2 separate regions of the Mus musculus genome follow, and region 1 is linked to region 2. Evidence: chromatin loops called from intact Hi-C (ENCODE). Cell type or tissue: gastrocnemius. All regions are shown on one strand. Each heading gives the region's core, and the rest is flanking DNA. Links, peaks and the distances in the headings are about the cores only. Region 1 holds the start of Mpdu1 (mannose-P-dolichol utilization defect 1). Region 2 holds the start of Gabarap (gamma-aminobutyric acid receptor associated protein).

The links. Peaks named below come from ENCODE experiments on the same cell type or tissue, not always from the same donor. Only the 100,000 strongest peaks of a DNase experiment are listed, where the experiment ranks them.
Region 1: a loop joins it to region 2, with 2.3 times the contacts of the local background. A loop is called at or near these places in 2 of 42 quality-filtered maps.

What each region holds. Positions count from the first base shown.
Region 1 is chr11:69,652,649-69,667,596 of GRCm38, forward strand. Mpdu1 (mannose-P-dolichol utilization defect 1) reads right to left here and starts at 10,001. Exons shown (of 7, transcript NM_011900.4): 1 at 9,821-10,001; 2 at 6,163-6,228; 3 at 5,918-6,050; 4 at 5,288-5,373; 5 at 5,077-5,195; 6 at 4,772-4,882; 7 at 4,049-4,680. The coding sequence starts at 9,923. The coding sequence ends at 4,555. Cd68 (CD68 antigen) reads right to left here and starts at 13,522. Exons shown (of 6, transcript NM_001291058.1): 1 at 13,372-13,522; 2 at 12,855-13,288; 3 at 12,599-12,718; 4 at 12,387-12,465; 5 at 12,103-12,273; 6 at 11,565-11,856. The coding sequence starts at 13,414. The coding sequence ends at 11,723. Mir1934 (microRNA 1934) reads left to right here and starts at 10,395; the gene lies at 10,395-10,477. It overlaps Fxr2 (fragile X mental retardation, autosomal homolog 2), which reads left to right. Exons shown (of 17, transcript NM_011814.2): 17 at 1-649. The coding sequence ends at 51. It also overlaps Sox15 and Eif4a1. In gastrocnemius, for the core only: a CTCF peak has its summit at 10,067; DNase peaks (open chromatin) are centred at 9,079, 10,036, 10,536 and 11,275; H3K4me3 peaks cover 2,371 bases; H3K27ac peaks cover 3,021 bases.
Region 2 is chr11:69,988,813-70,003,760 of GRCm38, forward strand. It overlaps Gabarap (gamma-aminobutyric acid receptor associated protein), which reads left to right and starts at 2,558. Exons shown (of 4, transcript NM_019749.4): 1 at 2,558-2,990; 2 at 3,553-3,631; 3 at 3,770-3,888; 4 at 5,647-6,137. The coding sequence starts at 2,901. The coding sequence ends at 5,712. It overlaps Phf23 (PHD finger protein 23), which reads left to right and starts at 6,954. Exons shown (of 5, transcript NM_030064.4): 1 at 6,954-7,241; 2 at 8,785-8,816; 3 at 8,934-9,026; 4 at 9,489-10,320; 5 at 10,426-11,199. The coding sequence starts at 7,208. The coding sequence ends at 10,640. Ctdnep1 (CTD nuclear envelope phosphatase 1) reads left to right here. Exons shown (of 8, transcript NM_026017.2): 6 at 16-127; 7 at 670-754; 8 at 1,165-1,789. The coding sequence ends at 1,225. It overlaps Dvl2 (dishevelled segment polarity protein 2), which reads left to right and starts at 11,780. Exons shown (of 15, transcript NM_007888.4): 1 at 11,780-12,214. The coding sequence starts at 12,021. In gastrocnemius, for the core only: CTCF peaks have their summits at 5,745 and 6,795; DNase peaks (open chromatin) are centred at 6,884, 7,718, 8,142 and 8,483; H3K4me3 peaks cover 3,700 bases; H3K27ac peaks cover 3,860 bases.

The sequences.
Region 1 (14,948 bases), core at 7,596-11,595, 330 kb before region 2:
GAGCTCTCTGCCCCCTTGGAGTTGGGTAGTTTGGTGAATGGAGTTTCATAAAACCTCCGGTCCACATCCCTCCTTTCTCCATCTCGCTTGCTGCCCACCACCATGGCCCTCATGGGTCCAACTGACCTGCGCTGGAGCTGCTCTTATCTACGGGGGAGGGGGGTGGCACAGCAGCTTGGGTCCCCCCCAACCTCCAGGAGCTAGTGGAGGGGTGTGTAACAGGGTCATACCCCTCCCTCTTGTCCACCCTACCCCCAGGGTGAGGGAGCCTCCCCTTCCCTTTCAGACTGGATGTGCCTTTATCCTCTAATGCCCCGACCTCTGAACACCCCCATTCTCCGCCTGTTGGTGGGGGTGCTCCTTGACCCACCCAGATTTGACAGTTCAGGGGGGCTCCCCTGCTATCCCTCCTCCCATCCTGTACCCCCCATTTCTGGGGCCTCATCACTGTGGAAGACGGGGATAGTGAGGGTATTCGTGGGTGGGAGGCATGGGGAAGGTTTTGGAATAGAACCAGGGGTATGTATGAAGGGGGGTGACAAGGTCTCCCAGGGGAGTTGGGAGGAAATAACCTTGTCTGGTGGATGAGAAGGCGTATTTATTTTTCACTGTACAGTATTTAAAAAGAGAATAAAAAAATCCAAATGGCCTTGTGTTTCCCATGTTGCCTTTGTCCCCAGTCTGGGCTGTTTAAATCTCTAGGGCTGACCGGCATTGGTCCCTGGCTCTCGTTCTATAGCCTTTATTATCAGCTCCTCGTTCTGTGTCAGGAAGATGATATTCTGGGAATGGCTGCATCCTTAATTCTCCGTGGCCAGAGGACCGTGCTTCAGACCTTGCTGTTTCTTCCCTCCCTTGGTTGTTGAGAGTTGGGCCACTCCTGAGCCCTGAGTCACAGGAGGATAGGCCAGGCTCCGTGAAGCTGGAGCTGTTCCTGGTAGAAGCTGAGAGTCTGAGCAGGCTGTTTAATCCGATTATCTGGGGCCTGGGGCACAGGCTGGGCCTTCAGCAGAGAGGAAAATAGGGTTTCCTCACCATAGCCTCTAGAACTCAGGAGGGCAGGTTGTATTTCTGGCCTGGTGTCACTCTAGCTCTAGAATCCATGTCACTGACCTCAGCTTTTAGGGGCCTCAAGGGTAAAGAGTAGTGACTATCGGAATTGGGAAGCGCCAGAGCTAGGTACAGTGCACTGCACTGTGGTGAACTGAACGTGATCCTCAGGAGGGTGTGCTGAATGCTTTCTCCCAGAAACCTTAGAATGGAGGAAATCGGGATTCTTAACTATGTAACTGCTGGGCAGTACTGGGCACACGCCTTTAATCCCAGAACTCTAGTCCGAGATAGAGGCAGGTGGATCGAGTGAGTTCAAGGGCAAGACAGGATTATTAGACTAAAGAAAGAAAGAAAAAAAAAATTCCGGTACCCAGGAGGCAGAGGTAGATGGATCTTGATCAAGTCCAGCCTAGTCTACACAAGGAGCAAGGAGTTCAGGCCAATCAGGGCTATATGCTGCACTCCCTGTCTCAAATAATTACACTTTAAAAAAAAAAGAAAAAAGGGATCAAAGGGGTAAAGAAACAGCTCAGCACTTAGGTAGATTTCTGAGTTCAAGGACAGCCAGGGCTACACAGAGAAACCCTGTCTCAAAAAACAAAAAAAAAAAAAAAACAAAAACCATAGCTCAGAAGGTTAGGTGCCCCCTGAGATCAGTCACGGAGATAGCCACTACCACCTCTCCACCTTGACCTGGGAAAGAGAACGGACTTGTGAAAGTTATCCTCTGACCTCTATATACAAAGTGGTGACACTTGTGCCCCACCCCATCCATAACCTTTTAAAAAATAGGAAGATTTTTAAAAAGTGTATCTGCAGGCCCAGAGGCATGTCCATGGTTTGGGCTTAAAGATGAAACTTGCAATACTCAGTGGCAATGGGGAACCTCAGGACTGGAAGTGGCTTTGAATGTTTTCATCTGCCTAGCACCTGCTGGAATGACTAAGAAAACAAAAATGGCCTTGAGTTTCTTTCCCCTGGGGCAGATCAGGGGTTTAAGGAGCAACAGACACCGGAAAAGGCTTTGATAGGGAGTGAGAGCTTCTTAAATTCTCCGGGTTTGATCGACCCTGGGAGCCTTTGGTTCCCCTTCTTGGGAAGGAAGTTACTTTAAATTGCTGGTGCTTGAGAATTGAGACAATTTTTAGGCCTGCCGTCCAGGCCTCCGGTGGAACGTTAGGGGGGTGTGGTGCCCTAGGGGGAGGTGTAAGGACTGGGAAGAACAAGACGCCTGGGTTTGCAGAAAGAAGAGGGGTGGAGAGAACCGCACAGCCACTGGGAGGGGTCTGGGGAGGAGTCAGCCTTTTAGAGGCTGAGTACAGGTGGGAAAGGCCTGTAGCACCTGGGTGCACTCCTGGCAGCTGTTGGGACTTTGTGGAGACCAAGAGCTGCACGCTTGAAACTGCAGTTTCAACAGAAGAACCCTGTCTCGCTGAAGCAGAGGGTAGAAAGAGCGACTGGTAGACCTGAGAGAACACTACCTCTCCGGTAAAGGGCTCCAGACAAGGATTCTAAATTCAGCTTCCCAGAGGTGACAATCGATCGCTGGGAGCAAAGTTTGGATTCAAGCGCTCTGGAAGATACTTAAGTACCCAAATATTCCTAGTCCAGTCTTCGCTCTGGGAGAAGGGCATTCAAGACGCCCTCTCAAAGAGGCTTCACCTCCAACCCATGGCGCTGACCAGCTCCTCACAAGCAGAGACTTGGAGCCTGCATCCTCGGGCTTCCACGGCCTCTTTGCCTTTAGGACCCCAGGAGCAGGAGGCCGGCGGGAGCCCTGGAGCGTCTGGGGGACTTCCGCTGGAGAAGGTGAAGCGGCCCATGAACGCCTTCATGGTGTGGAGCTCTGTTCAGCGCCGCCAGATGGCGCAGCAGAACCCCAAGATGCACAACTCTGAGATCTCCAAGCGCTTGGGCGCTCAGTGGAAGCTGCTGGGCGATGAAGAGAAGCGACCCTTCGTGGAGGAGGCTAAGCGTCTTCGTGCCCGCCACCTCCGCGACTATCCCGACTACAAGTACCGACCCCGGCGTAAGAGCAAAAACTCGAGCACCGGGTCTGTCCCCTTTAGCCAAGAAGGAGGTGGCCTGGCATGTGGTGGCTCACACTGGGGGCCAGGGTACACAACTACCCAAGGGAGCAGAGGCTTTGGGTACCAGCCCCCCAACTATTCGACAGCCTACCTGCCTGGCAGTTACACGTGAGTGCCTAATTGTGTCCATCTGTCTGTTCCATGCTTCCCACACGACCCCCTTCCTTGAGAGCTGGGTGGGAACAGAGGCCAGAGTGCCAAGTTAAACCCAAATCCACCCAAGCAGAAGCTACACCAGGCTGAGGGCCCAGAGTTCAGGATAGTGGCTGTTCCATCTCAACTAATGTGTCCTACCTCTGCCTTTTGGATGGCAGTTTCTCCTTGTGGCTGGCCCTTGTGTGACCCATCTTCCTCTCCCAGCCCTGGGGGCAAGGAGAGACCAAGCCCATCCTGTTGCTCCTTCCTGGCCTGCTGCCCCAGGAGGCAAACAGCCGTGCAGCACGCAAGCCGCCTGCTGAGCATGCCCCAACAGAACTACCTTGTTCTTTAAGTCACCCTAGGGTCCCATTCCATGCCTGCTGTACCCAGCAAGGCTGGCTGAATGGCAAGCTCTAACCCTGTCTGCTGCAAACTGGTCAGACCAGTCCCCCACGAAGAGTTGAGGACACTGCCCAATCGATTCAAGAAGACTAACCTCCAGACCCCATGTTTCTTTTTACAGCTCTTCCCACTGCAGACCGGAGGCCCCCTTACCATGCACCTTCCCTCAGAGTGATCCCAGGCTCCAGGGGGAGCTAAGACCCTCTTTCTCCCCTTACCTATCCCCAGACTCTTCCACTCCATATAATACTTCCCTTGCTGGAGCCCCCATGCCAGTAACCCACCTTTAACTGGCAGGGACGCCCAGGGCCAACCCCACAGACCCCTACAGATCTCCAAGGAACCAGAATGCACACTAAACACAATTTTGTACAATTAAAACCATGTTTCGGAGTCTTTTATTGTCCCATTTGTATTCTCTCCCTACAGCAGCAACCAGCGCCTTCACACACCCTTCCGCCAGGACCTGCCTCGGCAGGAACCTCCCCACCCAACCCCAGGGCCCTTATCTGAGTCACTCTCCCTCACCCCCAGAACTGGGCTCCAATAGACCATCCCACCCGGGCAGCACAGGGAAGCAGCCACTAGCTTCCAACCACAGTTTTCTAGGCTCTGTCCTTGGTCCAAAAGGAAGGTAAGTGGACAGGGCCAGAGCATCTGCTCCAGTAAACCAGCTGCTCACAAGGAGGGATCTGGGGAAGTGAGTGAGTGAAGGCAGGGCCTACACAAGCTTTACTGCTCCCACAACCCTGGCTCAGGAGGCTGCAGTTAGAGGAATGGAGGGTGCTTACACTGCACCCGCAGATCAAGTCATGTGGGGAGGACTCTGAGGATGAGTGGAAATGGAATTGTTCTAGAAGCGAGCTCAGCTCTATTGCTCCTTTTTCTGTTTGTGGGGAGCCTTTGCGTTCCAGTAGAAGAGGACCTGGGCAGCAATGAGGCCATTGCAGAGAGAAGAGACCACAAAGACTCCAGCCATGAGGGGGTCTCCAGTTTCCTGTTATGAGAGAGCACAGATCTAGAAAAGTTCCAAGACTCAGCAGAGAATGAGGTTTTAGTGCCCTCTAGTGGGCAGAAGGTGCACTCACCTGAACAGAAGTGAAGATTCGGGCCAAGGAGCCCCCAAACAGCATAAACACTGTAATGGCTGAAAGCTGGCCTGTGTGTCCGTTGCGGTAGTTAGTGGCTGCCTGAAGCAACTAGAGGAGACATTGATACTTTTGGTTCTCTCATCTGACCCTTCTCCGTGACCCGTCACTATTCCTCACGCCCTGCACACTAGCACTCCATAGTTGGAGGTCCTCCTCTGCCTTACACTAGCTCGCGCGCGTACACACACACACACACACACACTCTCACGTCCCTTTGCTTCCTACTTCCCCAGAGTACCCACCTTCCCCACCACCACGGCAGGTACATTGGAGGCCTGGAGCAGAGTGACTACAGCCAGAGGCGTGAGCGGGGAGAGCAGCGCCAGCAGGACCATGGCATAGCAGGCAAGGAAAGCGACTCCTGGGGGTCAGGGAGACAAGGAGTCCTCTTGAGCCTGAGTCCCCACCAAAGTTCCCATACACAATGCCTGCTCTCCAGCCAGTCCCCGGCACCTTTCACGGTCTCTCCTCTGTAGTGCATGACCAGGAAGCAGATGGCAACGGTCTGGAGTGTCAGGAACAGCGCTTCACCCCAAGAGCTGCAGAGTCAAGGGGTGGGAGGAAAAAGGCAGGCCTGGAAAAAGGCAGGGGAAGCCTCCATGCCCCGTCCGGCTCAGCTCTGGGATGAGCCTGTGCTTTTCAGTCTGCCACTCCCACCATGCCTGGCTCACGCAGGGAAGGCTCGCTCCATCCCCATATTTACTTATTAGAACTGCAGGTGCTGGGGCCAGAATAGCTCAGCAAGTAAGGATGTTTGCCTCTGAGTCTGATTGCCTACGTTCCAGCCCCAGGATCCACACACTGCAAGGAGAGAACCAACTCCTACAAGTTGTTCCGTGACCCCTCCCACCTCAAATAAACAAACTGAAAAGAAAAGAATTGTGGGGCTGGGCGGTGGTGGCACATGCCTTTAATCCCAGCAGTTGGGAGGCAGAGGCAGGCGGATTTCTGAGTTTGAGGCCAGCCTGGTCTACAGAGTGAGTTCCAGGACGGCCAGGGCCACACAGAGAAACCCTGTCTTGAAAAACCCAAAGAGAATCTTGGGGATTTGGCTTTGGGCGTGAAGAGTGGACCCTCACTCACCTGAAGGGGAAGTTGTTGGTGATGCTGTAGACCACGGTTCCGGTCAGTGCCACTAGCTCCAGCATTACTGACTGGAGACTCAGTCCTTCTGCACTCTTGGCTCCCAAGAGTTTAAATACCTGGGGCAGCTTGACTGTGGACAAAGCAGCAGGGCTGAGGAAAGGGCACTCTATCCCCAGCCTTGGCATCCTCAGCCTCTCACCTCCCTTCCCTTTACTCCAACAGCAGGAAGGAGCTGTACGTACCGAGAAGTGACCCAGCCACGATGCCCAGCCCGAGGCCTTTGCTGAGGAGAATCTTGAGGCAGGGAACTGAGAAGAGAGAGCAGTCAGCAGAGAGGCCTCTGGCGCCCAGGTGAGGGTTTGAAGTGCTCCTAGGAGCTGTTGCCCTCTCCCTCACCCGTGACCACCACACCTACCACACCAGTAAGTCTCTGGGGGTGGTAGGGATGACAGGGCAAACATCCTTGCTACAGACATCTTCTATTCAGACTGGGTGTGCTGTCACAACAGCTTCTTCCTTCCTGTCCCCCTTCCATTCCCTATAAATACACGTCTAAAATAGTTTTGAGGGCTGCAAAGAGTAGGGTTGTCCCCTTCAGAAGGACCAGGATAACCAGAAGGTTCTGAAATGTATGGTGTGGGCACTTGTCTTTGGAAGGAGGAGCATTTGAAGTAGGCCATCCAGTTCCTGAGGAGAGTAGGGTCAGGGAATTCTTAAGCAATGCCTGTGTAACTAAAAAGCTAACTTTTATCCCTCATTAACCCAGGAGCCACGTGGTAGACGGACAGAAACAACTCCAGAACTTCCATGCATGGCCCCCCTAATAAACTGTACTAACAAAAATGCACTAAGGCCGGGCGTGGTGACGCACTCGGGAGGCAGAGGCAGGCGGATTTCTGAGTTCTCTGAGTTCTCGAGGTCAGCCTGGTTCTACAGAGTGAGTTCCAGGACAGCCAGGGCTACACAGAAACCCTGTCAAAAAAAAAAAAAAAGCACTAAGAAAGTATGTCTTTTAAAAATGGAGAGATGGCTCAGAGGTTAAGAGCACCAACTGCTCTTCCAAAGGTCATGAGTTCAAATCCTAGCAACCACATGATGGCTCACAACCATCTTTAATGAGATCTGATGTCCTCTTCTGGGATGTCTGAAGACTGCTACAATGTATTTACACATAATAAATTAATTAAAAATGAAATCTTTTTTTGTTTTTGTTTCTGTTTTTTTTTTTTGTTTTTCGAGACAGGGTTTCTCTAGCCCTGGCTGTCCTGGAACTCACTTTGTAGACCAGGCTGGCCTCGAACTCAGAAATCCGCCTGCCTCTGCCTCCCGAGTGCTGGGATTAAAGGCGTGTGCCACCACGCCTGGCTGAAAAAAAATTTAAAAAGTCATAAGGGATGTGTGTTGTAGTTCAGGCTTTTAGTCTTATTTAATCATCTCTGAGTTCAAAGCCAGCCAGAATTACACAGTGAGACCCTATCTCAAATACTTAAAAACTATTGTCAGGTGTGGTGGCAAAAACATTTAATCTTAGCACTTGGGATCGAAGGACAGCTATGTGAGTTCAAAGCCAGCCTGGTCTACATAGTGAGTTCAGGCCAGCCAGGGTGATATAGAGAAACTATTAAAAAGGCTGGAGATATGGCTCAGTGTTTACGAGTACTGACTGTTCTTCCAGAGGACCTGGGTTTAATTCCTGACACCCACATGGAGTTCACAACTCTTAACTCTATTTCGAGGAGATCTGACACCCTCATTCATACATACATTCAGGCAAAACACCAGTGTACATAAAACAAAAATAAATCTTTAAAGAAATCATTAGGCCAACAAGATGGCTCTGCTGCCAACTCTGTTGACCTGAGTGTATATAAGGGAATACCACAACAGAAATACATTTTAAACATTTGGGACTGGAAAGATGACTTAGTGGTTAAGAGCACATCTCTGCTCTTGCAGAGAAGATCTGAATTCAATTTTTAGCATCCTTCTCCAGTGACTCACAAATGCCCGTAGCTCCAGCTCCAGTGGCATCTTCAGGCCCTTGCAGTCATGTATAGTATACATATACACACACATATACAAGTGAAAAGACACACATAAAAAAAAAAAATCTACATTTCAAAACAACCCTGGCTGGCGAGATGGCTTAGTGGGTAAGAGAGCTGACTGCTCTTCTGAAGGTCCTGAGTTCAAATCCCAGCAACCACATGGTGGCTCACAACCACCCATAATGAGATCTGACGCCCTCTTTTGGTGTGTCTGAAGTCAGCTACGGTGTACTTATGTATAATAATAAATAAATATTAAAAAATAAATAAAAAATAAAACAACCCTATTTTGTGTGTGAGCACATAGGTGCATGTGTTCAGGTCAGAGACTTTGAGGAGCCAGTTCTCCCTTTTTGCCTTTCTGTGGGTTCCGGGAATTGTACCCAGGTTGCCAGCCTTGCAAGCCACCCCTCCAGTCCCACAGGCGTTCCCTGACTCTTTTCTCTCCCCCCCCACCCCATTCCCACATTCATACATTCCTGAACCTTCAGGTTGTCCCCACTCTTCCAGGACATTTATCCTTGTTCTTCCACTATCTCTATCATTTACTTCTTTTTTTTAAAGATTTATTTATTTATTTACTTTATGTGTGTGAGTACATTGTAGCTATCTATCTTCAGACACACCAGAAGAGGGCATTGGATCCCATTACAGATGGTTGTAGGCCACCATGTGGTTGCTGGGAATTAAACTCAGAACCTCTGGGAGAGCAGTCAGTGCTCTTAACCACTGAGCCATCTCTCCAGCCCCTATCATTTACTTCTTATCTTGGTTTTTCCAGACAAGGCTGCTCTGTGTAGCCAGCCCTGGTTGTATTGGAACTCATCCAGTTGCCTAGGCTGTCCTTGAACTCCCGCCTCTGGGTCCCTCCCAAGGGCTGGGATTAAAGGTGTGGGCCACAGTTCCTGGCAATTTCTCTAATTTTTTTTAAAAAACATTTTTCTTTCAAACCCTGTGTCCAGGGCTGATTTTCAATAGATTGCAGCGAGTGAGCTGAGCTGCTGCCTACAAAACCCTGATCCTGGCAATCTCTCTACCACTGAATCTTTGACCTGGTGGGCATTTGGCCCAGGAAGGCGTCTTGACTATTGTAAGCCAAAAGTCACTTAGAATAGAGAGATGGAGAAGGCTTATCAAAGGCCTTTGTAAAGAAAAAGGAAAGGAAAAGTGCTATACTCCCAACACTCTAGTGACTGAGGCAGGAGGACTGTTGCCAGTTCAAGGGCAGTCTGTGCCACATAGTAAATTCCAGAAGCTGGTGCTGGAGAGAGGGGATAAAAAAAAAAATTTGTGAGCCTCTGTCAGTTGAGTGCTTGGGGCGAAAGGAGGCCTACATGCCTGGCTGGGGTTTTAATTTTGTTTTATAAAATACGAGTTTTCCGCCGAGGATTGGTGGCACACACCTTTAATCCCAGCATTTGGGAGACAGAGTCAGGTGGATTTCTGAGTTCGAGGCCAGCCTGGTCTACAGAGCGAGTTCCAGGTCAGCCAGAGCTATACCCTGTCGGGGGGGGGGGGGGGGGTACGACAAAAAAGCTCCGAGTTTTCCAGCCTGGGGCTAGAGCCTGGTTAGCAGAGTAGCACATGCCGCCCTGAGTTCGACTCCCAGCCCAGAAAGGGATGAGGGTTGGGTACAGACTTCCGAGATTGTAAAACACAAATTTAACTTTTTTTCGGGAGACACCCCTTCATGCCCAAATATGGCACTTTTCCTATGCAGGGCCCCAAACACTTCCGCCCTCGTCAGAACCGCCTTCTGCCCAGCTTCGCGGTGACATTAATCGCCACTGTCACGCCAACTTACGGTTCAAGGCTGCTCCAGCTAGACCTTGAAGGCTGAAATAAAACTCACCATGAAGCAAGTCCCATTGCACGAAGAGCTGGTCGTAACATTTCTCAGGTAAAAGAATTGGCACCAGCAGCCCTTTGAACGGCCCGTCGGCCTCCCCCGCCATGTTGGAAAGCTAAGCTTCCGCCAGGCGGGACAACCCCCGCCATTTATCCGCGCCGCGCATGCGCGCCGCGCACACCCCGCCCTGCTGTCCCCGAGGCCAGGGCTGCTCTTCCCTCTCCGTGATGCTCGCCCGCCTCCTCTAGGGGACACAGGTCTCCTTCCCAGGCAGGCTTTTGTGCGCGCCTTGACGTTCGAATTTTAAAGCGTGTCCGCGTTTGGCGCCTGCGCTGTTAGGACTTCCTCACTTTTGTTTACGCTCTTGTTCTGAAAGCAAGGTCCATGCTGCCCCCTCGCCCTGTCCCCCCTGCATGTACGCCATCTTGTCTAATCTCGGCCAACTTGATAGTGTTTGAAGTTGAAAGGGAAAAGAGTTCGAGTCTTCAAAATGGCGCTAGCAGAAGCACTGCAGCTCTCTTTATCTTTCCTCTTGGTTTCTCCAGAGGGAATAGAGCCGCAAAAGAGCCATTCCGAGCTGGGCCTTCTTTCTGGTCCCCTGCTTCGTCCTCTGTCCAGATGTTAAGAGGATGACGGTGGGGCTGGTGAGATGGCTCAGCGGTTAAGAGCGCCGATTGCTCTTCCAAAGGTACTGAGTTCAAATCCCAGCAACCACATGGTGGCTCACAGCCATCCGTAAGGGGCGAGCTCCGCTGCAGGAGAGCAACCCCTGACACAACAGGGGACCTCAGTCTGCTGTGTCTAGGTGGGAACCCAGAGGGTGCGAGCAAAATTCCAGTATTTGTCTGGGAAAGGGCCCCTAGGGTTAGGCGAAGAGAGCCATCTACATTCCACCACACTGCCAGGACACCTACTCTTGGTTCAGGCTGTAGGGCATTCCTAAACTGTTTCTCAGTTCCTTGTTTTTGGGGGTGAGGGGAATGTAGTTGCTGGTCAGGGCATAATGTCACATGTACCTCTGCTGTGTGGGGGCTCTGGTCCAAGAATTTCTGTAACCTCATGGGACTGTTAAATTGGAAAGGCACCCATCCTTGGCTCCCATCCGTTGAACCATGTCCTACTATAAACAGTAGAATTTATACTTTGGTACAGTGGGTGGCTGTCTGAAAAATCCCTTTTTATATCTGGACAAGGGCAGATTGCAATTGCCACCGCTCCCTCTCCTTCTGGTACTCGGGGATGTGTTTGCGAGGCCTGAAGTTGTTCCTCGTAGCACAGCCTCATAGAAGTCGGCTGCACCAGTGGGCTCCTCAGTGAACTAGCCCCGGCCACAGTGCACATGGAATCTCATTGTTCAGTCACCACTTTTGAAATAAATTAATACAGCCACCTACTCATATTTTAGTTGTGTTGTACCTAGCTGCGCCCCGAGGGTCAGCAACAGGGTGTCAGGTCGGAATGATTCATTCTGTAAGGGACTAGGCAGCCATTGGCCCCAGAGGGAGGAGGGAATTTTGGCAGCTTCACCAGCAGTCACAGGACATTGAGGGATGAACCAATGAAGGCATTTGGTCACTCTCTGGTACTTTTGTCCCTTCTTGCCAGCTGTCTCTTGGTGACTCAGCCACGGGAAGGCACAGGAAGGCATATGACAAGAAACTCGTGGCTTTTAGCCCCGGCAGGACAAGGCAAGCCAAGAGAAAAGATTTCATTAAGTGTTTGTACTCTTAATGAGGAAAGAAAGGAGTAGTAGGTACCATTCATGTTTATTGATTCCCCACCCCTATTATAAAATCTCTTCATTGTGTTCCTAAAGACAGAGAAGGAAGGTAACTGTTGAGTCAGTGGCATGGTGAAGAGATGAGGCGCTCCTTGGTGGCTTACACAGTGGACTGGGGCAGATGCTCAGAGGGGCTGGTAGGTTGATTGTCGTCTGCGGGTGATGCAGAAGGCGATGAGCACCAGGGTGAGGAGGCCGAGGAGGACCAGGCCAATGATGAGAGGCAGCAAGAGGGACTGGTCACGGTTGCAAGAGAAACCTGGCAGAATAATGGGATCCCTGAGAATTGCTGCAGTGGTGGACGGGCTAAAGGTGGGAGGTGGGGGAGGACGGAAGAGGAAAGGGGATGAAGAAAGGCTGAGGAGCCAACCCATAGGTGAGAGCAGTCAGCAAAGGGGAAATAAGGCAGTCTTGTAGAGGAGGCGGAGGTCTAGAAAAAGAGTTCTGGGGAAGGTTTCCAGAGCAATGGGAGAGCTCTAGGAAAGAAGAAGTAGGTAGGGCTTACATGGCCCGAAGTGTCCCTTGTCAGGCAGCTGAGCAGCCTGTAGCCTTAGAGAGAGCAGGTCAAGGTGAACAGCTGGAGAAAGAACTATGCTTGCATTTCCACAGCAGAAGCTTTGGCCCAAGGGAGCTTGGAGCTCTCGAAGAGATGAATTCTGCGCCATGAATGTCCACTCTGCAGTAATTAGTAATTAAGAGTCAAATCCAGTCCTGACTCCTGAGTCCTCCCCACCAGCCCAGCACGCCCAGCCTAGACTTTTAGTGTGGTAAGGAGAAGAGATTACTCACGTGCTGCCTGTGGGAAGGACACATTGTATTCCACCGCCATGTAGTCCAGGTAGACTGTACTCGGGCTCTGATGTAGGTCCTTAAGGTGAACAGAAAGACTCAAGGCATCAGGGACAGAGGCATCCATGTCCACAGAGCAAGAACAGAGGCTCCGGGGGTACAGGTATGGGATATGGAAGAATAGAGGATAGAGACAAACTCAAGCTGTATACCTGTTTGAATCCAAAGGTAAGCTGTCCATAAGGAAATGAGAGAGACAGGTGGGGATGGGTACCGTCACAACCTCCCTGGACCTTGGTTTTGTTGGGATTCAAAACAGATATGCCCCAAGCCTGTAGAAGTGCAATGGTGGGTCTGAAATCACAAGAATGCTCCATCCAGTTTATCCCCTCCTCTTCTCTTCCTCTTCCCTGCTGAACGAGCCCAGGACTTGCCTCTTGCCCTCTTTAAGCCCCACTTTAGCTTTACCTTTCTTCCACCCTGAATTGGGTATAGGATTCGGATTTGAATTTGGGCTTGGAGCTGAACACAAGGCTGGGAGCCGTTGGCCCACGTGTAGTTCCCAAGAGCCCCCTTGGACCTTGGACTAGGCGAGGGTGGAGGTGGTCCAGGGTGAGGGCCAACAGTGGAGGATCTTGGACTAGTAGCAGTGCCATTTGTGGTGGGAGAAACTGTGGCATGAGAAATTGTGGCATTCCCATGACTGGTGGTGGTGGCAGGGTTATGAGTGACAGTTGTGGGTCCGGAGCTGGTGTGAACTGTGACATTTCCGTGACTGGTGGTGGTGGGCCTGTGGCTGGTCGTAGGGCTGGCTGTGCTTTCTGTGGCTGTAGGTGTCATCGTGAAGGATGGCAGGAGAGTAACGGCCTTTTTGTGAGGACAGTCTTCCTCTGTTCCTTGGGCTTTCAGTAAGAGATTGGTTGGCCACCCAGGTGCAGGCTCCTGCCCATGAGCCCTCCCTCCCCCACCTCCCATTTCTCCTTACCTATAAGCGGTCCTAGCAAGATCAGACACACAGGGAGCCGCATGGCAGAGATGCTCAGACCAGCTAGGCTACACCAGTTCCTTCCTCAATCCAATCCCCTTTGCCTTCTCTTGGAAGAGGAAATGAAAAGCCTCACTTCCCTTAACTAAAATAATCCCACCCCAAACCTGACTCAGACACCTCAGCTTTAGCAACCCACTCAAGCCATTGGTTTTCACAATTAGGCTGTGATTGGCAGTGACGTTCTCAGTGGGCGGTACAAAGCCTTGGTTACCTCGTGAGAATGAGGCAGCTGACTCACACGGAACTTACCTAAGCAAAACTTGCTCTACTTGGGAGCTTACAATGCAGCAGAGAAATGGGAAGCCCTTTCCTCATTGGTAAGAAATGCAACCCCACCCATGCACTCCAATCCTAGCACAGGAGGCCGAAGGCAGATGTAAGAGGTCAGCTTAGCCTATTTATTTAGTTGCAGGACAGGAAGAGCTACAGAACAACCATCTCCCTACATCCCCAAGGTGAGTTGACACCTACATCATCTGGGCTAGGCCTAACCAACCAGTTGAATTTTTTTTTTTTGGTTTTTCAAGACAGGTATTTTGTGTAGCCTTGGCTGTCCTGGAACTCACTTTTGTAGACCAGGCTAGCCTCGAACTCAGAAATCCACCTGCTTCTGCCTCCGGCAGAATGCTGGGATTAAAGGCTTGCGCCACCATACCCAGCCAGTTTAAGTCTTAATGCAGCAAGTTTCACTCATGTCTTGTGCCTAACACTGAGGCAAATTACCAAATGTTAGTAATGTGGGTCATTTGGTATTGCAGGAAGCAACATGGCAAATTCAGTAATCAACTAGTATGGGGGCAGGTGATCCACACTAGCAGGTAGGAGGGAAGGGAAAGAAACAAGAAGCCCAAACAGGCAGTTTCCAAGTAATTTTATTCAGAATTTTGTGTTTGTTTCCTGAATCAATAAATACTATACAAAACAATGTAAAAATGGCTACCATTTTCTCTCCCCTGCTCCCCTCACCAGGGGACAATTCCCTGGACAACCTCACTCAGGGGTTCTCCCTGTAGATTTGGTCCAGCAAATGAGGCCAGCCTTGTTTTTTAGCCCCTTGACTCACTTTTGGAGATTTGGCTGGGGTAGGAAAGCCTTTAGGAACGAGGTGACTAGGTTAGGGAAATGCATTAGTGTTTGGGGGGGGAAGGAGACGGCGCCTGGGGCAGAGCCTACCCCAAAGAAAAGGGTGTCTAAAATGTTCACGGTTCCTTCTTTTTGCCTCAAAAAGTGACATTTATTCATAGAGAAAAAAAACTGAAACAAAAAAAAAAAAAGCCAAAACAAAAACAAGATGTCCATCCCTTGGCTCCCTCCCCTCCCCCCTCCAGCTCTTCCTTAGCCCCACCCCAGGACTGAACCCTGGGCTAGGGCCAGGTCGCAGGACAGCCCCTCAAATGAGGTCAGCAACGTTGAGGGGCATCTCTTCAATGGAGGTGTTGTAGAAAGTCTCAATGTCTCGAAGAGTCCTCTTGTCTTCTTCGGTCACCATGTTAATAGCCACACCCTTACGACCA
Region 2 (14,948 bases), core at 5,291-9,290:
GTCCTCTGTTTCCAGCACTGCACTTTGGAGTTGGGCAGCTACATCAAAGACCTCTCCGTGGTCCACAGCGACCTGTCCAGCATCGTGATCCTGGACAACTCCCCCGGGGCTTACAGGAGCCACCCAGGTATGAGAAAGTTCTGTCAGGACCAGGACATGCTTCTAAGACATTTTAGTTTGGGTTTTATTTCCGAGACAGGGTCTTCTTATATAACCCAGACTGGCCTGACCTCTGTCATAGTGGTTCTGAGGGTGACACAGATAGTGTTAGTGACCTCACACTAACCTAGGCAAGCGTTATTGAGAGGTTGACTGCAAGGAGCTAGGAGCAGGAGAGTTGGTTCCGAGTGCAGAGTTTGGGTTCCCTGCTGTACTACAGATCTAGATGTAAGTTGTTTCTCTGTTTTAAGTGCGGTATCCACTCTTACGTGTCCATTTTATATGACTAGGACTTCCCTATGAAGCTCACTTCAGGTGAGCATGGGGCAGTTTTATTAGAAGCCTACCTCAAGCTGGTGTCAAATCTGTTTGGCTTTGGCATTTGGGGAAAAAAGGGTTTTAGGTGGTTGATGACTGTGGTGGGGAGTTTTAAGTAATAATATTCAGGAAAGGCTCACCTGCTCTTCTGCATTCTTTGCCTTTTCTCACTTGTAATTTTACCTACCCTAGACAATGCCATCCCCATCAAATCCTGGTTCAGTGACCCCAGTGACACAGCCCTTCTCAACCTTCTCCCAATGCTGGATGCCCTCAGGTAAGGGAAGTGTGTGGCCTGTAGGCGGTAGCTCTTTTTTTTTTTTTAAACACATTCTTTTATATAGTCCATGCTGGCTTGGAACTTGCTTTTACCTCTCAAGTGCTGTGATTACAGGAGTACACTATCAAAACTGGCAATGCTTGGGTTGCCAAGAAAAAGAGGGCGGGGGTGGGGTGGGGAGCGGGTTAAGAACTGAAAAAAAGTCATTCAGAGTCTAAGTGTTTGGGCCAGGTCTTCTTACTCCAGTTGTCATTGTTTGTGGCCTTTTGGCTTCTATCAGATTCAACCTCTGTCACTGTGTGAAAGTGGTATCAAGTTCTGTTCTGTCCAGTGAGACTCCGTTGTGCTAGTGTTGTGAGGGTGTCAACTATAAGGTATTTCACCAACACCAGTTACTGTCATTTCAGGTTCACTGCTGATGTCCGATCGGTGCTGAGCCGAAACCTTCACCAACATAGGCTCTGGTGACAGCTGCTCCCCCTCCACCTGAGTTGGGGTGGAGGGGAAAGGGAGGGAGAGTTCTTGGGACACCGTCTGTTGCCCTGTCCAATGTGAGGACTGCCTGGGCAGAGTCTGCCCCTCCCACCCCTCTGCCCTGGGAGCCCTACACTCCACTTATGGAGTCTGGATGGACACATGGGCCAGACCGTGAAGCAGCCTCACTCTGGGTTCACACTCCGTGGAAATGCCAGACTGGGACAGGCGAAGGCCTAGAGGAGCCGAAACAGTCTGGTGAAGAGGCAGGACTGGCCAGAGTGACAGACATATCCCAGAGGCTCAAAAGAAGCCAATTCAACTTTGTTGTGATTTGATTTTTTTAAAAACTCTTATACAAAACTGATCTAATTCTTCACTCCTGCTCCAAGGGCTGGGCTGTGGGTGGGGACTGGGGTTTCGGGCCACTGGATCCTCCTCAGACTTGTCCCCCCCTTACTTTTCCTCATTTTTTTTCTTTCCCCAATCCCCCATACCTGTAATCGGCTCCTTTCTTCTTTCCTCTTTTAAACCATGCATTATAACTTTGAAACCAAAGCTGCCCTAGACCCTTCTCTGATGTTTTTGGAAATGGAGGGAACTTTGTTGACATCTGCTCTGTCCTTGAAGCAGAGGGAGAAGATGCTGTTTGGAGTTGGGGGGAAGTGGGATTTAGCACAGGGATAAAGTAGTTTATGTTCAGTGTTCGGCAGGAAAGGCCCCACTGACTGGATGGAGTCCCTGATGGACAGTGGACCAACAACTTTAAAGTAGGATATAGAAGGCTAAAGAGGGAAAACTCTAGAACCCTGGAAGGGCATACAGCTGGAGAAAGGCTGGGCTTGTCTGGGAAGTTGACGTGGACAGGCTAAGAGGGCGCTGCCTACGAGGTGTTGGCACTCCAGCAGTAACCTGGGGCGGAACCCTCTTTCCTGGCACCTCCTCTCCAGAGCCGGGACTACTTTTCGCCACCCGCCACGTGATTCTCCGCCCTTTTCTGAGGTCACATGATTTTATCTACACTCAGAAATGTGTTCCTCCGCTCTGGTGTAGTCCTTATCTTTGGGGCTTTTGCAGTTTCTCTTGGTTCACATAAGCCTGAGCCTTGAGCATTCCCTGGGTGTCTGCAAACCTCTTTCCTTTCTGTCTTATGGTGTCCATATCCACAGCTTGGGTACTACTTTGTTTTGGTGTCAACGGCCACCTTCAGCGTAGAAACACGTCTCATGAAATCCTAGACTTGTAATTGTCTGCCTTTCCCCAACGTAATTTCCGAGAACTGCAGAACTAAATCTCATGACTGCCACTGGGTACCAGTTTCGTCCTCAACTTTGTACTGTGGGAAAGGGTTTTTCAGTTCACTCGAAACAACAGCAACCTTATCTGCGATGTCATATGTGTAACCCACAAGTTGATTCCAAAGCAGTTACGCTGAAGGCGTAAGAGGACCAGGCTACGGGTTGCGCTAGCAAGCTGAGCTAGTGGCGTATGTTAGCAGGCGGGGCCGGTCCGATGGTCGGGGGCGGGGTTGATGAATAGGGAAGTGGCGCAAATTCGTGGATCGCTCCGCCAAGTCTGTTCGTCGAAGCCGCCTCCGCCGCCGCCCCCTGTCCCGGCCCCCCCCCTGGGTTCCCTCAGCCCAGCTCGGTCCAGCCCGGTTCTCGGGAGAATGAAGTTCGTGTACAAAGAGGAGCATCCGTTCGAGAAGCGCCGCTCTGAGGGCGAGAAAATCCGAAAGAAATACCCAGACCGGGTCCCGGTAAGGACAGTAGCCAGGGCCCAGGCTAGCGTCGCTGACGCTGTCGCCACAGGCTATGCTTGAGTCTGGGAAAGCTGAAGTCAGGCTCTGTCTGTCGTGGGGTTAGAACTCTGTTGTCTCTGGTACCAGAGGTCTCTCACCTGAAGTAGAGCTGGGGACTAAGATGTGGACGGGAGAGAGAGATCAGGGTATTTCTCAGAATAGAGGCCTTAGTGAGCTTGACAACCCAGAGTTTCCATGGCCATCCTCCCAACTAGCTAGATTTAATGTAGATTTTTGACCCAAACAAGTCATCCTGTATTCTCTGGTGAAAATAGTTATTGTGATGCGCCGTTCTAGGATCAGTTCTCAATATTTAGGTAAGAGTGAGGCCAGGAGCTTTGGACCTAATGCTGTGTGCACCACGTATATAAGGATAACTAGAGAAATGAGATTCCAGTAGGTTTCAGTAAAAGGGAATATTGTATGTTGAGTTCTTCATCGATATAGCAGCATATATATGTGTATGTATGTATATATATATATATATATATTCATTTTTCTCATTCTTACCTTTTATCAGGTGATAGTGGAAAAAGCCCCCAAAGCTCGGATAGGAGACCTGGACAAAAAGAAATACCTGGTGCCTTCTGATCTTACAGGTGAGGGCTTGACCTGTGGTGCACGTTTCTTTCTGTGGGTGGGCCTGCCAACTCTGTGGGAGGAGGCTTCACCTGGCAGCTGTTCTCTGGAGGCGCCTACGACCTCTGTGACTTGCTTGCATCTCCTGTTTTTGGCAGTTGGTCAATTCTACTTCTTGATCCGGAAGCGAATTCATCTCCGTGCTGAAGATGCCTTGTTTTTCTTTGTCAACAATGTCATTCCACCCACCAGTGCCACGATGGGTCAGCTGTACCAGGTACAGTACCTTGGAAGGAACGGTAGTGTTTGGAGAGGAAAGTAAAGGCCAGCGGTCGCTGCTGGCTAACTTTAAAATGTCAGTACAGCCCTGCCGTGGGATCTTACTAGCGCTGAGAATAGGGAGGAGTATGAACTGGTGGAGTTGTTCTGACTGGGACTTACTACCTAAGTGAGTCTCTCCAAGAGTCCCAGATGTCAAAGAATAGATTGCGTTTGAGGAGTGGTGGTTGTTGTTGTTACTTTCTGTTCGTTTTCTTTAGGAGACAGGGCTTCTCTGTATAATCCTGGCTGTCCTGGAATCCCCTCTGTAGACCAGGTTGGCCTCTAAACTCCCAGAGACCCACTTGTTTCTGCCTCCCTAGGGCTGGGCTTAACAAAAGGTGTGCGCCACCACTGCCCTAAACTTGACACACAGACCAGGCTGACCTCAGACTCAGAGAGCTTCCTGCTTATGCCTCTTGAGTGCTGGTGTTAGAGTTGTTATAAGTCCTCATCCTGAATGGTGACACATACCTTTGATCCTTTAAATCCAAAGCACAGCTGTTTCTGCACACAGTTTTAATCCGATCATCCAGGAGTCAGAGGCTGGTGGGTCTCTTTTGAGTTTGAGTCTATCCTGATTAGTCAGAGATACTTAGTAGTGAGACCCTGTCTCAAAAAAAAAAATAATAAATAAATAAATAAAAATAAAAATAAAACAATCAAAAATAAAAATCCCCAAATTAAAAACCCTCAAAACCACTGAACGTGGGGCATGATCATGCACAGCTTCAGTCCCAGCACTGTGGAAGCAGAGGAAGGTAGAGGCCGAGGCAGCAGTATCAAGTTGGAAGTTGTTGACTACATAGTATAGTGAGTTTGAGGTCAGCCTCTTTTTTTTTTGTTTGTTTTTTGTTTTTTTGAGACAGGGTTTCTTTGTATAGCCCTGGCTGTCCTAGAACTCACTTTGTAGACCAGGCTGGCCTTGAACTCAGAAATCCGTCTGCCTCTGCCTCCCGAGTGCTGGGATTAAAGGCGTGTGCCACCACACCGGGCAGTGAGGTCAGCCTTTTTCTTTCTTTCTTTCTTTCTTTCTTTCTTTCTTTCTTTCTTTCTTTCTTTCTTTCTTTCTTTTTTTTTTTTTTTTTTTCAGAGACAGGGTTTCTCTGTAAAGCCCTGGCTGTCCTGGAACTCACTTTGTAGACCAGGCTGGCCTCGAACTCAGAAATCCACCTGCCTCTGCCTCCCAAGTGCTGGGATTAAAGGCTTGCGCTTCCAAGCCCAGCTTGTTTTTGTTTTTGTTTTTGTTTGTTTTGTTTTGTTTTGTTTTGTTTTGTTTTTTGAGACATAGTCTTTCTGTGTAGCCCTGGCTGTTCTGGAGCTCACTCTGTAGACCAGGCTGGTTTCTAACTCACAGAGTTCTGCCTGCCTCTGCCTCCAGAGCATTGGGATTGAAGGTGTGCACCACTACCACCCAGTCCAAGTCAGCCTTTCCTATAGGAGAGAGATAAAATAGGAATGATTGCTTTTCTTTTATTCCTTCTGTACTAGGGACCACGTTTAGTGCCTACTGTTGCTTACAGATGATCTGTATCTTCAAATCTATTTTGAGTCCGGTTCTTAAGTTGCCTTGGTAGCCTTTACCTTTCGGCCCTTTCCTGCATCTGAAATTACCAGGCAATGCTTAAAGTGGTTCTTGAGGAATTGAGGTATTGGTGGTGAATGGTTGAGTAACGAGTTCCCTTAACCTCCCCCCCCCCTTTTGCATTTACTTCAGGAACACCATGAAGAAGACTTCTTTCTATACATTGCCTACAGTGATGAAAGCGTCTATGGTCTGTGAAGCTGCTGTACCTGAGGTGGGGGGTTCCATTCTACGAAGAGAGGTGGCGCTCCTTCCTTGACATCCAGTTCCTCCTTCAGGCTCAAACACCACCTCCTTTCTTCAGGACCTGCACTTAATGTTTGAGGCTGTCTCTCCAGTCCCTCTCAGCAGGAGGGGTAATGGTAGATACAGCCTCCATACATCTCTTTCTCCCCTTGTTTACCCTCCATTCCCACTCTGATTTAGACTTCTTGATTGTCGATCTCTGTCACATCCGATGATTGTTTTGGTTTCTATTCCCTTTCTAACTGCCCATCGGGCTCAGAACCCCAATAATCCCTTCCTTTCACTATCTTCTTTTTGGGGGGTAGGTGGAAGGGATTGACATTGGATGGGGGAGGTAGGAGGCACATCAATAAAAAGGAAACCACCGAGCTGAATTGAATTTGCCCTGTGTCATTCCACCTCCTGGTTTTTTGTTTCAAGTATCGTGAACTTCAGTAGTGGGAAAGGGGAAGGATTGAGGTATAGATCAGTGAAATAGAAACGCGTTGTTGATGTTGGTAATTTCCTGTTTTTTAGTGAGTGGAATAATGTGAACATTATCTCATGAAAGTTCCATTTTATTTATGTGTGTATTGGGGTGTGATGTAAACAGAGAGGTGGTGGTTGCTAGTGTGGGGAGGTATGGAGAAAGTTTGAAAGTACCATTTTTAAGTAAGAATATCCAGATGTTACTTTACATTAAAGAAGATATGTTCATGTTTGGGAGGTGGTAAAAGGACTGTCTATTACTGCTGCCACTGGCAGAGGTTGTGCCAGGGTATGGGAGTCTGTAAAGTAGAATTTGAGAGAGGGCAAATACTAGAAGGTGCCATTATTACTAGGAGAACTTCATCTCCCAGCATCCATTTCTTCTTTTGGCCGGAAGTGGGGCGGTACCCTGAGGGGGTAAAAAGAAGGTACAAAGTGAGGCAGTATGGTGGCCGAGAGTTATAATCCCTTCTTCGTCTACTTTCTTGGTCCCGCCCAGCCTACACTTCCCGGGAGTCAATGTGCACTCTTCCGCTCTTCTTCCCGCTCCCCGTTGCGTATCTCCCCGCCACTCCCCTGGTGGTGGGGGGAAGTTGTTTATTGCGCCTGCGCCAATCCGTGGCTTCCTGGGAACTGAAGTTCCGGAGGATCTTGCATACCCCTTTCCGCTGCCCCTGCACAGACTACAAATCCCTTGGTGCACTGCGCGATAGTGCCGGCGGGGAGGGGCAGAAGGGAGGGAGGAGAGAGGAGGAGGAGGAGGAGGGAGCAGGCGGCCGGCGGTGCGGGGGGAGGGGGCCCGGTCCGGGAGTGCGGGAGGCAGTGGTGGAGGGAGGTGGCGGTAGCGGAGTGGAGTCTCAACCGCGCCAAGCGGACACTTCGGTGGAGCGAGGCGGTAGAAACACGGAGCACTCAAGGCAGCACCGGGAATCCCGGCTTCGAGGAGGGGGTCGCCGGACCGGGTGGAGGGGAGGGGGCGATGCTGGAAGCCATGGCGGAGCCCAGTCCCGAAGGTAAGCACTCCATAGGCACAGAGGACAGGGAGCGGGGTGAGGATTCAATGGGCAAAGTTGGAGGTCGAGCCCCGGCACCCAACGGAGGAGTGCGGGAAAGGGGGTCGGGGCCCTGGCTCTTGAGGTGGAAGGGCGATGAGTTGAGATAGCTTGGAGAAAGAGGAGCGGGAGACTGGGTCGGGATAGTTAGACATCAGGTACAGCGTGGAGAGTGGCGGTGCGGGGTCTGAGCGCCCGAGACCCAGCTTCGGGAACTAAGGGCTGAAAAGGCCTCGGACTGCTTGGAGCTCTGAGACAGAGAGGCTGGGGGAAGCTGCTTGCCCTCCGTAGAGTTGAGGGAGCACGAAGAGGATTGAGTGAGGGGCCCGGTAGTTGGCCGAGGTGGGGGAGTTGGTGGCGGTGGCGCTTGAGCACCTCGTAGTTGCCGCCAGAGCTAGCTTGGTGATTGTTAGAGGGGTGGGCAGGTAGTTGTGGAGTGGGGAGAGGGTCTGGGTATTGTCTCCGGTAGAGAGCCCGATACCGAGGGGCAGCTGTGGGGCCGGAGAACTGGGAAGCGAGGCGAGCCCGGTACTTGTAGGGGCGGCGGGGCGAGGTGTGTGTGTGTGGGGGTTAAGACCGGCAACTTGCGCGGGTGGGGGGTTGGTCGGCCGGGGCAAGAGCTTCCGAGTTGTGGAGTGTGTATTGGGGGTAGCGGCGTCGTCAGGGGGCCTTCTGTGGAGCGGCTGGAGGGTGACCGGGGGCTAGAGTTTATGGGTCCGTAGCCTAAGGGACTCGCTGAGTCCGGGGGCGGGAGGGGGGCGGCCGGAGAAGCTCGGAACTGGGCCCGGGGGCCCGGCGGGGAGCCCGAAGAGCTCGAGACGGGGAGGGAGGGGCTAAAGCCCCGGATGGGGGCGGAGGGACAGCGAAATTGTGGGGAGCGCGGCCGCGGGGTGGGGTGGGGGTCTGGCTCCGGGCTGCAGCTCTTCGCCCGTCCCGGACGCGAAGTAGCGTTGGGGAGTGTGAGCCTGTGTGTGTTTGGGGTGGGGGTGAGGGGCGCGCCCGGCCTCGTGTTCGAGTCGAAGGGGCCCGGAGGGCGGGGAGCAGTTCAGCGTGGTCATCCTGGACCCTGGGGGCGGGCAGGCGGCTTGTGCGGTCTCGGAGGGCCCAGGGCAGTGGAGCGCGGCCGGCTGGGAACTCTGGGCTCCGGGCGCGTGTGAAGGACGGGGGCGGGCGGTGGCCTGGTCTCGCCCCGGGAGCGGTATGGCGGGGTGGGGCGCCAAGAGAGCCGAGTTGACTGGAGAGGCTGGGAGGGGGCGGGGCGCCGGGCCTCGGGGTGGGGGAAGGGGAGCGCTATAGCGAGGCCGGGGAGGGCGCCGCGCCCAGGCTCCGCCCCTTGGGGCGGAAGGGGGAGCAGGGGCGGGTCCGGCACAGCTGGGGGCTGTGGCTGGCTGGGCTAGGCGACCTCACGGTGGATGGGATTAGGTCGGGAACTCCGAGGTTTAGAGGTAGGATTTTACACGGACTCTTTTCTAGTGCCTTGACTCAGCTTTTATTGATTTCACAGATCCGCCTCCGACTCTTAAACCAGAGACTCAGGTGAGCTGTCCCATACCAGAACACTGAGTGACAATTTAGGGGGCTGTGTTTTGGGGAAGGGCTCCTTTAACATTCGTGCCTGGCTTCCATACGATCGTGTTTTGTCTTTCCATTTAGCCACCGGAGAAAAGGCGGAGAACCATTGAGGATTTTAACAAATTCTGCAGTTTTGTCTTGGCCTATGCTGGTTACATCCCCCCTAGCAAAGAGGTAAGGAACAGAAAAGTAGCTGAGGTGAGGCAGAGTGAATTACTTTATAGGAAGAGCCTACTGTAATATGCAAGACTAAGAAAACCGGAAGCCCTTAGGGCTATGGTGGGAGAGCTGGTTTGGAGGGATGGAATAACGGCAATGAACGGCAGAAACAAAAATTTGGAGTGTTGCTCAAGACTTTTTAATGGTTTTGAGTGGCTGTTAACAGAAAAGTGTTTCCAGGTAAGCTGTAGGGAGATGAGTGTCCTAGCAAACGAGATACTGAAAACAGTGCTGGAAGTAACAGCTGTGGCTTCTGTGTTCTAAAGGTCCCCTGAGGACTGTGAGGAAGGTAGGTTATAGAGTACACATCAGATTTGGGGTAGGGATACGTCTAGTTCCTGGTTTTTATGCTGGACATGTGGCAGGGCTGAGCTGTCACTAGACTCCGGCTGACCCTAGTCTCTTCCTCCTTTTAAGGAAAGCGATTGGCCAGCCTCTGGCTCTAGCTCTCCATTGCGAGGTGAGAGTGCAGCAGACAGTGATGGCTGGGACTCGGCCCCGTCGGACCTTCGAACTATCCAGACTTTTGTTAAGAAAGCAAAGTCATCAAAGAGAAGGGCAGTTCAATCAGGTCCTACCCAGCCAGGACCCCCAAGGTCCACTTTTTCTCGTCTGCAGGCTCCTGACAGTGCTACTCTGCTTGAGAAGATGAAGCTCAAGGACTCTCTTTTTGATCTGGATGGGCCCAAAGTGGCATCTCCACTCTCTCCCACATCATTGACGCATACTTCCCGGCCCCCCGCTGCTCTCGCCCCAGTGCCGCTGTCCCAGGGGGACCTCTCCCAGCCTCGAAAGAAGGACCGAAAGAATAGAAAGTTGGGACCAGGAGGTGGGGCTGGCTTTGGGGTGCTTCGGAGACCTCGACCAGCTCCTGGGGATGGGGAAAAGCGGTCTCGAATCAAGAAGAGCAAGAAGCGGAAGTTGAAAAAGGCAGATCGGGGAGATAGACTCCCACCTCCTGGCCCTCCTAGGGCTCCTCCCAGTGATACAGACTCTGAAGAGGAGGAGGAAGAGGAAGAAGAGGAAGATGATGAGGAAGAGATGACAGTGGGGGGTGGAGTCCCAGCCCCTGTGCTCCCAACACCCCCTGAGGCCCCCAGGCCCCCTGTTACAGTGCACTCTGAAGGTGCTCCCCCTACTGACAGTGAAGGCAAAGATGTGGGCAGCACAGAAACAAGCCAAGATGGAGATGCTAGCTCCAGTGAAGGCGAGATGCGGGTCATGGATGAGGACATCATGGTAGAATCAGGTGAGAAGTTGGGCTGCCCGGGGTGGGGAGCAGAGGTGATAGCTTTGGGGGCTCTTAGGAGTTGACGCCTTGAAGCAGAACACTAAAGAGATTTGTCTTTTCCAGGTGACGACTCCTGGGATCTGATCACGTGTTACTGCAGAAAGCCCTTTGCGGGGCGGCCCATGATTGAGTGCAGCCTCTGTGGGACGTGGATCCACCTCTCCTGTGCTAAGATTAAGAAGACCAACGTTCCCGACTTCTTTTATTGCCAGAAATGCAAGGAACTTCGGCCAGAGGCCCGGCGGTTAGGGGGTCTCCCCAAATCTGGAGAACCCTGACATCACTAAGGCTGGAACTTGTGACATTACTTGGGAACTGAGCCTCAGGGTCCCCAGCCTTCCCTTGGAGTGAGGAGGCTGTCCCCACTTGAGGGCCACAATTCCCAAGGGAGACGTATTTGGAAATGAGTGTCTTCTACTCTGTCCTTCCTGCTCCATGGACTTGAAGTTGACCCCATTACAGTTGGGTCGGGGAGGCTGGATCTGTAGACAGAATCTCTGTCCAGTCAACCCTGTACCCTTTTCACTTGCAGGTCCAGGGCTCAAACTGGGATGTAATGGGATAGTTGTCTATAAAACTGTAGTGTAAATACAGCACTCCCCTCATGTTTCTTCTCTCTCCCGTTTACTTTCTTTTACACCGGATGTATTTTTAATTTGGGGCTCCCCCATTTGAGCGAGGTTGCTCAGAGGTGGAGTACCAAAGCCTGTGGAGTGAGGAAGGAAAGAAAAAGGTGTCAATTAGCACTCGCCTCGTTTTTAATACTGTTGGCCGGCTGCTCAGACAGACGGCCTGCGTGTTGTAAATAAAGCAGAGTGGGCTCTTGTGTTTTACAGCCCTCCTTGTCCTATTTGGGGAGGGGATCTTTGGGAAACCTGGTGGAAGTCTTGGGTGGAGTTGGGGCTGAAGGCCACTTGTAAGTCCAGGGCTGTAATTCCACAATTTGGGAGGTGGAGATGGGAAGTTTAGGGGCCAAATCTGGCTTGGGCACTGTCTAATGCCCCTCAGACATCTCTGAAGACTATTTCGGCTTTCTCATCCCAAGTACAGTCTAGTAGGAGTACTGCCCTAAGGGTCCCAGGTTACAATTCTCACTCATCAGCCCATATCCCCGCCCCTCTTATAGTTGCTATTGAGGTGCCTTGAACCTCAGATGGGTAAGGCAAAGTGGGGGCCAGTTGCCAGCATTCCAAGAGTAGAAGCTTGCTAAGGTACTTGGGAGGGGGGGGGGCGGGTTGTACACGTTTGGGGGCGGAGTCGTCTAGGGCTGAAGACCGTTGCTCAAGGCAGTGGTCACGTGAGTGTCTAGGTGGAGCTTGTAGTAACGTGACTCAAGGAAGTCACGTGAAGCACAGTCGGCTGCGCAAAGTGGGCGGGCTTGGGTCACGTGGCATGGGGAGAGGTGGGCGGGGACCTCGGTGCTGCTCGCGACGTCCGTGGAGCTAGTGGCCCTCGACTGTGCGGTCTAGGTTTTGAGTCTCGCCACACAGCTCTTCCCGATCAGCCCGCTGGTCCCCGCCATCCTCCTTGGGCACGTCTTCCGCACTGGCCCTGCGCTGTTGGCGCTAGCGCGTCAGTTTGCGGGTGTGCGCAGGCGCGGCGGGGGCGCTTAGTCCTGTTGGGTGGGCGGCTGAGCCCGGGAGCGCGCGAGCGAGACCATGGCGGGCAGCAGCGCGGGGGGCGGTGGTGTAGGCGAGACGAAGGTGATTTACCATCTGGATGAAGAAGAGACTCCTTACCTGGTGAAGATCCCTGTCCCGGCGGAGCGCATCACGCTCGGCGATTTCAAGAGCGTTTTGCAGCGGCCCGCGGGCGCCAAGTACTTTTTCAAGTCCATGGATCAGGATTTTGGGTAAGCGCGAGGCCTAGACTGGGAAGGACGGTGGGTATGCTAGAGTGGATTGGGCGATATTGAGGGAGACCGGTCTACCTTGGACTGTTTCTGGCCTGTAGTGGAGCATAGCATATTGTACTGTGCTAAGGTAGAAAGCCCATCCCAAGACGGACAAGGTTATATTTGGACACATAGAAGAAAGGGCTGGATGGCGAGAAAATTAGGTTGGAGGAATGGGGAACACTGGTTTGTTTGGCCATTCTCTCTCCATGATTTTAGCCAAAAGGCAAAGAAGTGATGCTTGAGGTTATGCTAGGCTGTGCGGAGATTAGAGCCATCTATCTTTTGGTGAGCTGGGATGCTCGCTCTCAGACGTCTGCACGCGAGTTAGATAGAGATAGTCTGTAATTTTGTTTGCCTGTTTTGATTTGTTCTTTTGTTTGGAGGTAGGGCTTTATTCCTTGTATCCTAGGCTGGCTTCGAACCCATGGAGTTCCTGCCTTAGCCCCCAGAGCTGAAATAAACAGGTGTGAGCCAATATGCTGGGCATGCAGTGTTTTTATGTAGACCGGGCTATAGTGAGACAATTAGGCTATTCTGGCTTATTAATCAGGTTCCATAGTATTATTTTGGGATGGTAGAGTCTGTAATATTGCAGCGAGATCTATTGGGATATATTAGGCTGTTTTGAAGTAGACTTTCCTGGCAAAGCATGTACCATTCTGAACTTTTCTGAGTTCTTATTTCCTCTTAGGGCCAGAACCTCCTCTCCCCGCTACCCCGATACCCCCTGGGGGCTGAAGAGAGTTGGAGGATTTTTTTGCTTTTTTTTTTTTTTTAAAGATATTTTATGTGTTGGGCAGTGGTGGTGCACATCTTTAATCTGAGCACTTGGGAGACAGAGGCAGGCAGTTTTCTGAGTTCAAGGCTAGCCTGGTCTACAGAGCCAGTGCCAGGACAGCTAGGGCTGCACAGAGAAACCTTGTCATAAAACAAACAAAAGCTACTTTATGTGTTTGGGTGTTCTGCATGCATAGTGTGTACCACAAGCATGCAGTGCCCAATGAATCCAGTAGATGGCATGGGATCTCCTAGAACTGGAGTTAGCATCTGCCAGCCACTATGTGTGTGCTGGGACTTGAACTCCAGTCTTCTCCAGAGCCAGTCAGTCTGCTGCTGAGCCAAGAACTTCCTTCTGTTACTGAAGCTACCTAGAACACAATATAGAACAGGCTTGCCTTGAACTTGTAGCAGCCCTGCCTCTACACCTGCATCCATAGTGCTGGAACTAGATAACGTGTGGCAGTCAGGATGCCTGGCCCAGACCTGGGCTTTTTACAAGTTACAAGACAGGGACAAGTGGGAACAAATGGGGTAGTGGTACTGCTACATCATAGCAGAATGGGGTACTGTAATCAGTATGGTGCAAAGGGCTGCTTGTGTGGGGACGCTGGGGGCTATGGAGTTCTGGGGTGATTTGTGACATGCTGGGTGACCCTGTGCTGGACTGAGACTATAATTTAAGGCAGTTTCTTGTTGTTGTAGAGATTGGGACTGAGCCTTCTGTGTCCCCAAGCTCAGACTGTGTTAGGCTATGATGTCCTGAGTTGACAAGCAGGGATAGCAGGGTCCTGGGGACAGGAAGGTGACCTACCACCTGGGTTGGGGAGAGACTTCTTACCTGTGAAAGTCCCTGTGGTGGGAGCACATCCCCCTCGGCTCCCTGAACAGGCTGGACCCTTGTTAACAGTTGTTCGATGTGGAGAAGGTGATGCTGCCTAGGGAGTTGGTCTTGGGTTTATATCAAGGTTGTTCTTTTTGCATTATAATTTTGGGCAATTTATTTAGCTTTTGTGCTTTGATTTCTTCATCTGTGGCATGGTGATAATCATAGTGTAAAATGCTTAATTTCGGTGCATGGCACATGGTACATTCTTGGTGACTGGTAATTTTCATTTAGTATGGAAGCTAACTAGTTCATAGACTACATTACACGATACAGAACTGCTTGCTTTGGAGGAGACTGGGCCATGTCCGGTGGGGTTCTGTTGGGAAGAGTTGGTTAATGTTGAGTAGCTCGTGTGCCGTCTTGATAGCAAATGTATTCGTGAGGCCTATCCCCAAGCCCCCAGAGTACGTTAGGCTAGAACTAATCACACAGACAAATCTGTGCACACAGTGTGCCTGCTTGGTGCCTGGAAAGCTTGGCTGAGACAAGTCAGATCCCTTGGGACTCGAACTATGGATAGTTGTGAGCCACTAGGTGGATTCTGGGAACTAAACCTGGGTCTTCTGCGAGAACGAGTGTTCTGAACCACTGAGCCAATTCTTTAGCCCCCATCCCCACCCCGAAGAAGCTCTGATTTGAGGGTGAGGGTGTTATGTGTGGGAAAGAATGGCTCATGGCTCATAGTTTGTCTACATGGATTTGCTTACAAAGGTGAGGGCTTGTGCCACACACCCAGGACATGTGTTGAATCTAATAGGTACTAATGATTTCTTGTGGGTATGAGAAGGAAGGAACAGGTCTAGTCCACTACAGGAACCTGTGGGAGGCTGGGCTTTGGGATTTTTCAGACCGAGCAGATTGCTTAGTGAGGTGAGGTGGCCCGGAATTGGGAAGCCCAGCTTCCTCGCTCCATGGGAGCGTTCCACACGTGGACTGTTATTGTTGCATGTAAGGGTGATTTTTTACCCAGAAAAGCCACACATTTGGGTGGCTCTGCTTGTGAATTAGAGAGAACTCAAAGGC